Regions from separate parts of the Homo sapiens genome. Here region 1 is linked to region 2. A link is a contact called in ENCODE Hi-C data. All regions are on one chromosome and are shown on one strand. The core of a region is the stretch at or near the end of the contact, and the rest is flanking DNA. Distances in the headings are between cores, read along the strand shown. Region 1 holds the start of WNT5A (Wnt family member 5A). Region 2 holds the start of CACNA2D3 (calcium voltage-gated channel auxiliary subunit alpha2delta 3).

Evidence for each region. Hi-C counts contacts between places; a loop is a spot of excess contacts on that map. Pooled maps may share reads with other maps.
Region 1: a map of prostate gland shows a loop between it and region 2 (3-fold over the local background). The contact joins the promoter of WNT5A here to the promoter of CACNA2D3 in region 2. A Hi-C loop is called at or near these places in 1 of 168 maps with a recorded cell type or tissue (prostate gland), 2 of 37 single-sample maps with no recorded cell type and 10 of 50 pooled maps.

Annotation. Positions count from the first base shown.
Region 1 is chr3:55,482,234-55,488,559 of GRCh38, forward strand. WNT5A (Wnt family member 5A) reads right to left here and starts at 5,073. Exons shown (of 5, transcript NM_003392.7): 1 at 4,747-5,073. The coding sequence starts at 4,752. It overlaps WNT5A-AS1 (WNT5A antisense RNA 1), which reads left to right and starts at 5,385. Exons shown (of 2, transcript NR_046656.1): 1 at 5,385-5,646; 2 at 5,757-6,075. RefSeq lists an enhancer at 1-292.
Region 2 is chr3:54,118,141-54,124,200 of GRCh38, forward strand. CACNA2D3 (calcium voltage-gated channel auxiliary subunit alpha2delta 3) reads left to right here and starts at 4,412. Exons shown (of 38, transcript NM_018398.3): 1 at 4,412-4,695; 2 at 5,373-5,454. The coding sequence starts at 4,574. LOC124909381 (a long non-coding RNA gene) reads right to left here and starts at 5,302. Exons shown (of 2, transcript XR_007095914.1): 1 at 4,917-5,302. RefSeq lists a silencer at 3,169-3,218.

The DNA of each region.
Region 1 (6,326 bases), core at 3,823-6,322, 1.4 Mb after region 2:
GAATTTCAGGGGTAGGAGTTGGCCTTGGAAGCTTCCGCTGCCGTTCCTCCCCACTGGTGACTTCTCCACCTGTAGGCGGCGGCGGAGCGAGTAGGTGGCGGGTGCGGGTGGGAGGAGCGGGTTTTAAAAATCCCCTTACACGTAAGTCTAACCCTGCCGCACTGCATCGCCCATAGCCCCTGAAGGAGCCCCTTCCACAGAAAAGAAAAGAAAGGTGAGCCTCTTTAAGGCGGTGGAAGAGCCTGGCTTGGAACCTGTGCCGTAAAAGGGGCAGAGGGGACCTAGGCAGCCCTGGTAAAGCTATGGGGCTCAGGGGCGTGCCAAGGTTTTTCTCCGTGAGCCGCCCCTTTGGCCTGGACGCTTCGGGGCTTCTCAAAGAGGAAATGCTTATGTGGTCCCCAGCGCCTGCTAAGCAGGGCTCCACACCCAAGGCCCAGTTGTCCCCAAAACGCTGCAAAGCTGGGGGGCGCATCCTGGAGAATGGAAATCTGGGGTTTCCCCAGCTAGGAGAGAGAAGGCTCCGGCTATCTCCCCACCCCCGCCCTAAGTGTCAAATTTCCTCCAGGGGAGGGAGTGGGCTGCAAAGTCTGCTTCTCGCGCAGCCCAGGCTGCAAAGTCAACTCTCCCCAAGGGCAGCCGATGCCGCGTGCACACACATCATACACATTCACACTCGTGCACATTTACACACTCACACGCGTGCATAGACACACACGCTGCGACATGTTTCCGAGTCAGCGGCCCAGATTGGTGCTGGCCGCGTGCACTTTCCAAGCTTCGCGGCGAGCGGGGCGCGTGGGGCGGGGCTCAAGCAGCAGAGAAATTGATAACAGATTCGGCGGATTACAGCGGATCTCTTTGTTAGAGCCGAAGCCACACAAACCGAACCCACTCCCAGCCCGAAGCCCCCAGGGAGAGTCCACCAGTTCCCAGAGCCCAGGCCAACTGAGAGCGGGCCCATCCGGTCACCAAGACTTGGGTCTCCCTGGCTCCAGGGTAGAGGTAGGCAGAGGGTGTCCCAAAGGGGGATCGGAAAGGAGAGCCTCACGAGTCGCATCTCCACTTAACCCCGCCGCTTGCCCGGAAACACCTTGGCCCTCTTCCCTCTTCAATCCCAGTGCAACCGAGAAAAGGCCCCACAAGTTTGAGACACTCAAAGAACTCACAGCGAACTCACACATACATCGGCTCTGTAGGGTAAAACATCCCCGCCTGTTTACCAAGAGATCAGATCCGAAAAGACAGTATGAAATGAGACCTCTGGGGAGACTGTCAACCCCAGGGGTAAAACAAAAATTCTGATCAGAAACTGAGTTTCCCAAAGAAGGGGCTAAATGTTTTCCAACACTTTCGGGGCTCAGGGAAGATGACTCTGTAAGGACACTGAGAATCTTCCTCGCGTGCCACGGGGAGGAGGACTGGGGGCGTTTGAGGGGCTCAGCGCACCAGAGGAGTGAGGTGGAGGAGGGCGTTCCCGCGTCCTCCTCTTCAATCCAGAGCAGCTCAACGACGTGGCTCCCTTTCTATGTATCCCTCAAAGCCTTCGCGTCGGATTAAAGGTGTTCTTGATCCTTCTTTACCAACCACGGTGCGGGCCAGGCGTGATGAGGGATGAGGGAGAGGAAACCTCAGTAGCAAAATTGTTCAGAGGACGTTCGGAGGGCGCGGGGAGCAGCCGGATGCACACCTAAAGTCTCGCAACACCCAACTCCTCCTCCGCAGGCAGTCCCTTAAGAGAATAGATAAAAAGGCCAAGCAAAGATCCTCTCCCCTCGGCCCCGGGGCACTGCCACATTCAGTCTAGGCATCCCCTTCTGCTAGACTCTCTACGTTTAGGCCCCAAGTTTCTGGGAGTGAAACGATGAGGGACGCCAAATAGGCGGAAGAAGCCCATTTGACCCAGGCTTATGGCAGCGAAGGGGAGGATGGGAAACTCCAAAAAGAATCTCCACTCTTGGTGGAAAAAGAAAGCTGTTTTCCCCACTCTGATCTCTCCCTAAAGCAAGGAGAGAGATGCAGAAACTAGCAGGAGAGCACTCAGTTGCAGCCAAAAACTTGGGACGTCCTGCCCTGGAGAATGCGGGGAGCGGCGCGAGGAGCTAAAGAATGGGCCGGCCCAGGCGGGTAGGAGGTCCGCTTTAGGGGAGCAGACAAAGGAGCCACTACTCCCTAAGCCTCACGCCTGGGCGCAAGGGTTGTGTCCACAGCAATATGTGTGTTGGCGCGCGCGGAGCGGGGTAGGGGAGGAGGGAATTGCCAGATAGAGAAGGCGGAGGTTACACCTTGAGCCAGAATCAGTATGACAAAAGAGAGCCGCCCAGGCCTCAACACTGACAGCAGGTTCCAGGTTCGGGTATAGAGAGGCCCCAGGGGAAGAACGGTCTGGCCTGGTTCTCCTCTGTTTCCTGCCCCCTCGTCCATCCCTTAGACTGGGCTTTCCAGGCCCCAGGATACACACACACACACACACACACACACACACACACACACACACACACACCACTCACACCTTCTCACATAGGATGTCTAGCCCTCTCGGCAGAGGATCAACTTTGTCCAGAGGTGGAGCAGAGTCCTTGGACAGAGGAAGAAAATGAAATGATAGTCCAACCCCCACTCTTTAAAGGTAGTTTCTCTCCCACTTTTTAATAGACGATTAAAGTGAGGCGAAAAGCGGGAAAGCAACACTTGTTCTCGATCATAGAGAGTTGGGAGGCAGCTGAGGCCAGACCCGAGGCCTCCTAGGGCGACACTCTCCTTCCCAAGCCCAGAAGAAGAGGTACCAACCCTGTGTCCAGCTGGCCGAGTCCCATTTGCTGGGCTGGACCCGTGGCCCCTTCCGTATTGCAGCGGCCGGCGGCGCAGCGAAACTGGTCCTCTGGGGGCCTCCGAGGGCCCCTGCTGGGAGAGTGGGGTCTGGTGGTCGGGAGGGATGAAGGGAGCAGGGGTGGGAGGGAGAGGGGAGCAGCTGCCCGCCCGCCCGCCCCAAGGAACCGAGGCTCGCAGGAGTCCTACCTCAAGGCGGCCAACAGGGGGCAGCCGGCACCGCACCGCGGGGAAGAAAAGGCCGCGGGGATGGCTCCGAGTTCTGCGCGCATAGTGCTAACCCCTTGAGCACCGGAGCGCACGGGGGAGGGGAGGAGAAGACAGGGGACTCTTGGGCCGGGCCTCCTGGGGAGGGTCTTCCGTTGAGAGGGTCGGGGGGTGGAGGAGACGAAGGCTACTACGTCCTGGACCCGAGAACAACTCCCCTACACACACAAACACACACGCACACACACGCAGCCAAGGATCCACACACTCGGACACACACACATTTGTCGGCCCGCGGTTCGCTGCGCACTCTCCGCATTGCCCCCTCGAAACTCCCCTGGCAGAGTCTGTCTAGAAACTAAATCTGGCTGGTTCGGCAGTGAATGTGCGAAGGTGGCTGGGGGGAGGGCAGGGGCTGAGGAGGTGCGACCTCACCGCAAGGCCCAAGTTACTTCCAAACAGCGAATTACCCATTTAAAGAGAGAAGAGAGAAAAGAGAGGCGAGAGAGGAGAAGGGGCCTCGATACCAGACAGGGATTAGAAAGTCAAACAGGGCCGTGGGGTCTCCAGACTTGAAGTTTTTTGTTGTTGTTTTTTTTAACTTTTTGGGGGGAAGAGGGGTTATTTGCTTCCAGGAAACATCTTAATTTCAATTCTAACCTTATTTTCTAAGAAACTTAAAATGGGAAAGACCAGAAAAATGGAAATAGGAATCGAAGCTTGGAGGACAGATAAGAAAAATTGTTTAGAAAATAAAAACTTATGTTGCAGGAAGAAACGTTAACTTTTCGTAAAAGTGAACTCTCAGTGACCCTCGGAGTGTGTGATTCGGCTTTAACATACAACTGACAATTAAAACAAACAAGAGTTCGCAAACTGGCCCCCGCCTGCTCTCCCAAAGCGGAGGCCCAAGTGTTTTCTAAAGGACAAGGCGGACTCCGCTCAGGGGGCCGGGGAGCGCTGTCCCGGAGTACGGGATTACAGCCACTACCACCACAACTCCCCGCCCCCACCACTGCTGCAAAGTGCCTGAGCTCACCCAGTGGCGGCTAATAATGCTAATAACGCGACCCCGCTCCCCGCGCCGGGGTGCGCGCTGGCCCCCCGCCAGGCACTCTTAAAGGCAAAGGGGCCTGAAGCGCTCGAGTTACTCGGCCAAGGCAAGCCTACAATCTGGCCTCCGTCGGTGCGGGGGGGTGTCGGGGAAGGTGTACGCCGCTCTGGAGTAGTTGGCCCCTAGTTCCTCTGCGGGTTCTCTCAACCAAGGAGTCCCTTTCCCCATCCCGAGCCCCGGCCACACACCGTCCCGGTGCCCGCGCAGTGGGCGCTTGGTAAATATTTGTTGAATTGAATCATTATCCTGTTACTGAAATATACATAGTAAATTACACTCGATGTTCTCAGAGCAAAAGGAAAGTCGTCAGTGAACCGCACTCAGTTTGTCTACTATCGCTCTTCCCCACTTTTTCTCAAAAATCAAAATTGTTTGCAGAACGGGTGGTGCGACCAGAAGTGATCTCCTGGGACACTGAGGCAGTGCGCCCGGCGTGGAGGGCGAAGGGGTAGGGGTTCCTGCCAGCGACGCTGGAGTTCCAGCTTCTTCAGGCGGTTGGGGAAATGGAGGGATAGGAAGAGGCGAAGGGAACTCAGTTAACTTCCAACAGGGGGTGGGGGGAAGTAAAGAAAAAAAGTGGCAGCGCACTGAACACCTACCTTCATGGCGAGGGGGAGGGGGCGCGGGGAGGAAGTCGCCACCCGAGCGAGCGCAGCCGAGGAATCCGAGCGGAGCGACCGGGTTAAGCCTGGGGGGACGGTCAGGAGCAGGGCTGCGGAGTCCTCCGGCGCGCGTCCGGCGGGCGCAGTGAACCGGAGCTGAAGCGGGCACTGGCGCCCGGGCCTGGACTCCCGAGTTGGGGCAGAGCTGGGATGCGCCCAGGAATGGAGGGGGCGCGGACGCGCGCGAGCCGGCAGCAAGGGCAGGGCCTGGTCGGGGCGCAACTAGGGAGCCGCCGGTCCGGCGAGGGCGCGCAGGCAACTGTTCCACGGAGAGGCGCTCCGTTTCCAACGTCCATCAGCGACGGCGGTAATTAGGGCTTTCCAACCCCAAATGTGGGCGTGATTGTGCAAAAGACCTTACGACAAATAATAATAAAAAGAAATTCTTCACAAGAGGGTGAAAAAAATGTACCACTACTCAACTGTGGCCCGGGGCGGGGGAAGGGGGGCGATCTGTGCGCCCAGGTGCCCCCAGTTCATTCACACCACAGATTCTGCAAACTCTTGGCGGCTCACGCCTCCTGATCTCCAGCTCCTCCTCTCTGGGTCTGTAGCCGAAACGTCTGCTTCCAGACGCTGATCCTGCAGCCGCGAGTTAGTGTGGACGTCTCTGTACACACACAGACACACACCCCAACACACACACCCCCGCTGCAGCTTTGGGGCCACAGAACAATCAGGCGCGCATGGCTTTTTCTCCGGGAGATGCCGCTGAAAACGCACAAGTCGCCATCTGAGCTGCAAGAGTCAGCCCCAAATTGTGTCCTTTCATTTTAGGGTTCGGCAAAAACGGGGAGCAAAATAGGTGAAAGTCGCCCCGGAACTTATTGCTGTGCGGTGAGCTGGAGGGGTGCGACTAACCCAGGGGAGACGCGGGCTCCCCCCCCCCACCACGTATCCCGTTCTTTCTCTCTTCGGGTTGATCTCTCTTTTCCCCGTTTTTCCAGGGCGAAGGGCGAAGAGCAGCGAGTGCACCGCGGGCGCGAGGCTGGGGAAGGGCGAGAGCTCGGAGCTCCGCGGCGGCGACTCAGCTCCGGCGGTCCATGGCCGGCGAAGCTGCCCACCTCCTCGTTTGGCGCCCGGGTCCGAGGGGCGGGAGAGCGGGCCGGCGGGAGGCGGGCGGTCCCGGGCACAACGGCGGCGGCGGAAGGGCTCGCTGGGCAGCTGCCGCACGGACCCCGGCTCTGGGCGGCGGAGGCGGCTCCGTGGAGCTCGCAGCAGATTTCCACGCGATCCTGTGCCCCGCAAACAGACTGACCGACCGCGGGGACGCGTCCCCCCCTCCCACCCCCCAGCCCTTCTGGCCAACTGCCTTACTCTCTCCCTCCCTCTCTCCAGACTCCTCTTTCCCCTGGTGTTCTCAGAAGGAAGAAAAAAAAAAAAAGAAAGAAAGAAAGAAAGAAAAAAGTTCTTTAAAGTTTCAGAACTAGGGGCGGCTGGAAAGAGAGAGGGAAGGGGGGGGAAGAAAGAAAAAACTCAACTTTGCTATGCGCATGCGTGGTGAGGCCGGCCTATGA
Region 2 (6,060 bases), core at 3,162-5,661:
CCAGTCTTGGGCATTTCTTCATGGCAGCATGAGAACAGACTAATACAGTAACTGTAAGATAAATTTCCAGAAGAGGAATTGCTGGGTTAAATGTGAAAGCATTTGCCATTTTCCTCCTTTTGAGTGAACCATTTTGCTTCCTCATCAGCAACATCTCAGCCTTTTAGCTGGTATTCCTTTCACAGTAGATATTTACCCAGATAGACTCAACACCTCCTTTACTATCCTGACATGAAATTCTGAGACAATATAACCTAATCAAAGTCAGAATTTTAAAAAGACAGTATGATGCCTTATTTGGCAACAGCAAAGAGAAGTAAAATAAAAGTAATTTATAATAAAATAAGAAGTATTTAAATGAAATGCTCGCACAAGATGTAACTACAAGATCTAATGACATTATTAGCTGTTTGTGCTTATGTGCAGACTAACTGTGAATGCCACACCCCAAATGCAGACTGATACAGGTGTGTGTGTTGGTAACTCAGGATCTGTGAGCACAGTTGCTGTTGGAGATTTTCCAAAATGAAAAACAACAACAACAAATCAAACAAACCTCAAGCAACCAAACAACTTCTTGGTAAGGTTCTGAACAAAACAGAAGACAACCATGCCTTTATTTATATTGTAATTGCATTCCTGGAAAATATGGTGTTTATTAAAGCCATGCAAAAACTCCTCTTAATTTATGTACAAAATGGCTTTTAATGCTAGATTCAGATGCTTATAAGTGGGGTTTTTCTCTTACCTGAATGTTCAGTGGGGTACTTGAAAGTCCTTGCATGGGCCTGTTCTGCCCCTATCAACTAAATGCCAGTAGGACCCCAAGTCATGACAAACAGAAAAAATCCCAACTAGCCCAGGCATAGTGGCTCACACCTGTAATCCCAGCACTTTGGGAGGCTGAGGCAGGCACATCACTTGAGATCAGGAGTTCAAGACCAGCCTGGCCAACATGGTGAAACCCTGTCTCTACTAAAAATAGAAAAATTAGCCAGGCATGGTGGCAGGCCCCTGTAATCCCAGCTACCTGGGAGGCTGAGGCATGAGAGTCACTTGAACCTGGGAGGTGGAGGTTGCAGTGAGCCGAGATTGTGCCACTGCACTTCAGCCTGGGCAACAAAGCAAGACTCCGTCTCAAAAAAAAAAAAAAAAGTCCCAGCTGTTCAAAATGCCCCCAAGGGCAATGCCCTCTTGCGCACTGAGAACCACTGCTCTAGGGGCTCCTCCAGAATCCCTTCCATATGCTGGATCAGGTGAATGCTCCTAAAACATTCACTTCTGTGTCATCATCTTTCACTTCTGTTCAAACACCTCCAGCAGCTCCTCACTGTTGCAGGACAAAGTGCGACATCCTCAGCTAGGTGGGATGGAGTGCATAGGTCTACCAATGAAAGTTTTATTTCTCTGGATTCCATGCTTCAACTGAGAGTTGGGTGTTGAAATATAAGCTTTTGGGTGAAAATGGCAAGTAGTGCCCAATGCCCTGGTACTGCATTTGGCTTACTGGAAGGTGCTCCTGGTCCCTTATTCTCATGTAGCTGCAGGAACTCCCTGGTTCAAAGTGAGGAGATTCTCTTTAAGGGGTGTGTGCCTTTGGACAAGTGGCTAAATCCTTCTGGGCCTCAAGTTTCCTCTCTGTTAAAATAAGACTGCAAGACTAGATTGCTTACAGATCCCTTTCAGCACTGATTTTTGTGATTCTGGAAAGAATATTACAGTGTGTAAGTGGTAAGACCCCAAATCTTTGGACACTTTGAGTTCTGAGTTTATTAGTATTAGTTTAAATATTTTTTATTTTTGAGATACTAGGATATGGTTAGCGGGATCCATCTTAAATGTAACGTGCATAATGTTCTGCCTAAGATGGCCTGCGTTACAAATGCTCAAAACACTCTCCTCCTGGGACTGTGACTTCCTGTGCCTGGCCTCTCATCGCTACTCTCTAGTTGCCCGAGACAACTGCGAAATTCACCTGTGTCAGGCTGGCAACGCATAGTGACTTTATTACGAAATGTCTTCATGACCTTGGTGCCCAGGTGGTCTTCAGTATAGTCCAGCAGTCAAGCAGTTGCTTAAATATGACTTAAGCTGTATGACTTTGCCGTGCCTCGATGTTCTCATCAGTTAATAGGCACAACAATAGTATGGGTGTCACAGGTACTTTTTCTTCATACACAGTATTGTTTTTCCCTTGTCAAAGTGTATAATTGTGCATTTACCATTATGGTTTTTGCAGTAAAGCCTGTCCTCTTCGTAGTGTATAAACTCGGTGAGGGCAGAGAGCCTGCTTTGTTCACTACTGGCTTCCCAGCATGTCCTACTGTACCTATCAATAGAGGCTGATTGACAGTTATTGACTACATGAATGAGTGAAGGCATGAAGGGCGTCATCATATAGATACCATGTGGGAAACGGATGGTCTTACTAAGAGCTAGCATGCACTCACTCACTGGTTCATTCACTATGCTTTCATTTAGGAAGAACGATCCCGCGTTCTGATAGGAAAACACATTTTCTTCTAACCCCCAATTTGAGGGTCAACTCCTGGGACCCCTTGCCTCGGGGGTCAGGCCGCGCTTGGCTCGGTTTGGAAAGGGCTGGCACGCTTCCTCAGGCGGAGGGTATGCACAGAAGCGGAGAATTCATTATAACCGGTTAGTCATCCGTAGAGGCTGTAGACACTGCCCGCGGGCGGGGCGCACCTGGCGCTCCTGGAGAGGGGCCTGTTCCTTGCGTTGCCCCCCAAGGTGGGAGCGCGACCTGCCAGAGCCCAGGGGAGCTCGGGTCTGCCCGCACTCGGGAAAAGCACTAAGAGCCTCTCGGTAGCAGTCCTTCTCCCTCGCTGCCAACTCTGAGATCAAGCCCAACATCTGCAGGGGTAACTTTTTCCAGGGACTACTGGAAAGGAGAGCCGGCCTGGCTCCTAGCCGGACACCACCTGGCGGAAGCTGGAGCCCGCCCTTACTTCCCTGCAACCTGAGGATGCTGAGGCCAAGGGCGGGTGACGGGGCAGAAAGCAAAGCCCTGGTTGCAGAAAGGCATGCAAATATGAACCCAGGTGTCTGGTGCGCCGGGAGCCCCGGCGACGTTAGGAGCGCACTCCTTGCTGGGGTCACCGGAGTTGCGCTTGGCCGGGCAAGGATGACTCAGCCTCACTCCGGTCGGTCTTTACCGCCAGCCTGCGCGAGGGCTCCACAAAGTTCCCAATCACACCCCATACCTCGCACGGGGGAGAGGGGTTCTGCAAGCTGGGTCCCGGGGTGGGGGCAGCGGCGAGAGAGGCGGGGAGAAGCCTGGTTCCCAGAACGCGCAGGGGCTTCTCCGGCTTCCTTTCTCCTCGCCCCTGAGGGCGGCGAGAAGGCGCCTCCTCCGGCGCTCACTGCCTCCTGCCCAGTGCGGTGGGCGCCGGAGTGGGGAGCAGGCAATCCCCCAGGCTCGGAGAAATCTTTTATCCCGAAATCCAGGGTGTCCCCCGGTCAGGATCGACTCGGCGCCGCGTTGGCTTCCTCGCTCAACCCTGACATCCCGGTCCCCACCAGTCACCGCAGCCGGGCGGACTCCGAAGGCAGCGGCCGCTGGGGAGCCCCGGGGCCTGGGTCGGGCGCGCAGGGGGCCGCTGCGCTGCGGCCGGATGCCGGGAGCCCCGCGCTGGTGCGCCCAAGCCGTGGTGGCAGCACCGCCCTCCGTGCTTTCCCCTGTCGGGCGCCGCGGCCGGAGGAGCAGCTGCGGGCGGTCACGCAGCGCTGCCCTAGCCAGAGCCCCGAGCTCCCACCCAGTCCCATCCCCAGCCCGATCCGCCCCGCGTGCGATCCCGCCTGCCGCCGCGAGCCTGTGCTCCTTTCTGAGATTTCTGCTTCTTCCCCAGCTCCCTCCCCGCAGGAGAATCGCGCGGCGGGGGCGGAGGGCGCGCCCCCTTTAGGTTCCGCGGCCCCCGACCCCGCCCGGCCCAGGGGCGGAGCGGGCATGCTACGCCCTCTCCTAGCAGCCGCCCGCAAAGTGCGGAGCGCCGCGCCCTGCCCTCGGCTTCCCTCCCGCGCCCCCAACCCCCACCCTGGCTAGGGTCGCCCGGCCCGGGGCCAGCCCCAGAGTCGCGCCCGCGGTGGCGGACTGCGGAGTTGTAAAGAACTCAGCGGCCGCAGTAGCCCGGGTGGGGCAGGGCGCGCTCCGCCGCGGCCAAGGACACTGGAGTTTCCGAGTCCCCGCCCGCGCGGCGCCTCCTGCCCCGCCGCCCTCCCGCCGCGGCCCGCCGGACTCCCCGGGGCCGCCGAGGCGGGGCCGGGCGGCTGCTGCTGCTAGAGGCGCGTCTCGCTGCCTCCTCCCCCGCCCGCCTCCCTCCCCACCTCTCCTCCCTCCCTCCCCACCTCTCCTCCCTCCCTCTCCTCTCCGCCCTCCCCGCCCCCCCCACCCGCTCCTTTTTCTGCTCCCCAAGTGAGCCGGGCGCGCGAGAGGCAGGCGGGGCGGCGCGGAGCGGAGCAGGCAGCCCCGCGCGCTCGCCCACCGCCCGCTCCGCGCAGCTCCCCGCGGCCGCTCTCGTCGCCGCCGCAGCGGGCGCGTCGGAGGGAGCCCAGCATGGCCGGGCCGGGCTCGCCGCGCCGCGCGTCCCGGGGGGCCTCGGCGCTTCTCGCTGCCGCGCTTCTCTACGCCGCGCTGGGGGACGTGGTGCGCTCGGAGCAGCAGATACCGCTCTCCGTGTAAGTGCCGGCTCCTGCGCCGCCCGGGGAGGGGACCTTGCCGCCTGCGACCCACTGTGCCCAAGTTTGGGCGCCTGCAGGTGCGGCTGGGCAGGACCCGCCGCGGGCGTCGGCCTCGCCGCTCGCACCTGCCTTTCGGGACCCGCGTCGGGCGGCGAGGCCGGGGTGGGATGCTCTGGCCCCTGCCCGCAGGTTGCCGAGTGAGATCTGGAGAGGCTCACCTCAAGTGACGGCACCAACTTTGGAGCCTGGTTACCGAATCCAACTTCCATGGGCCGCTGAATTTCCCCCCTCTTTGCTCTACTGCCGCCCCACTTCTTTTTTTGGGGGGGGGATGGGTGGATTTCTTCTGACTGCTATTTGCCAGGTGATGCCCAGTTTGGGGGGTCGAGTCCTCGGGCAGTGGTTCGAATGAAACTCAGTGGTCTTTTTAGAGAGCCTGGGAGACTTTGCGCATTCTTAACTCCGCGACCCCCCTCGGGCCCCCTCCCGCGCTGCGCTTTGCAGTTTTGGTGCTGGCAGTTTCTACCAAGCCGCTTTTTCTATCTTTTCTTCTTTTAAAACATGTTACATCGCACTGCTCCTTCAGCCATAGTCCCATGTGTGCGTGTGCGTGTGCGTGCGTGTTGACTGTGACACGGGTGTTACATATCTTCCTGTGCCCCTTCTCCCTGTAGGGTGAAGCTCTGGGCCTCGGCTTTTGGTGGGGAGATAAAATCCATTGCTGCTAAGTACTCCGGTTCCCAGCTTCTGCAAAAGGTAAGGTTTCTGTGGTGGCAGGAAGCGATGATTTTTCCGGCACAGAAAATGGAGGCAGATTTAGTTTTCCAAACAAACGTGAGCCCCGAGCAGCATCAGTTATCGGAGGACTCTCTGATCCCCGGGTTTCTTGGCATTGTACTATGCAGTGACTTCTTCCTACCAACCGGTTATTTTTAGATGACACTTGATTCTAACCACAAAGAAAAGCAGGATACTCACTCGCACTGTCCTGGCTGGGGCTCGGAAACTGAGTGTTTTTGCATGGCTCTCGTCTCCGTGTCGGTATTGCTGTTTCAGTGCCAGAGCAGATGCTCCTCGGGCCAAAAAATGCTAACTTCATCCAAGGGGCAGACTCAGTGCCTATTTTGTGATGCCTTTCACCTTGCGTTGGAGGCGTGGGGTTCAGTGTATCAGAGAAAGACGCTGCACTATTGTTTGTCATCCCTGCAGTTGTACAATCCCATTATTCCCCAATCATCTAGACCCAGGGCTAGGATGCATTACATCATTGCAGATAAGGAGAATGAATGTGGTTATCTTTCCACTCAGCTGCACTGCCGGGTAATAACCTATGAGAGTAGTCCACAAACTTAAGAAATGGGT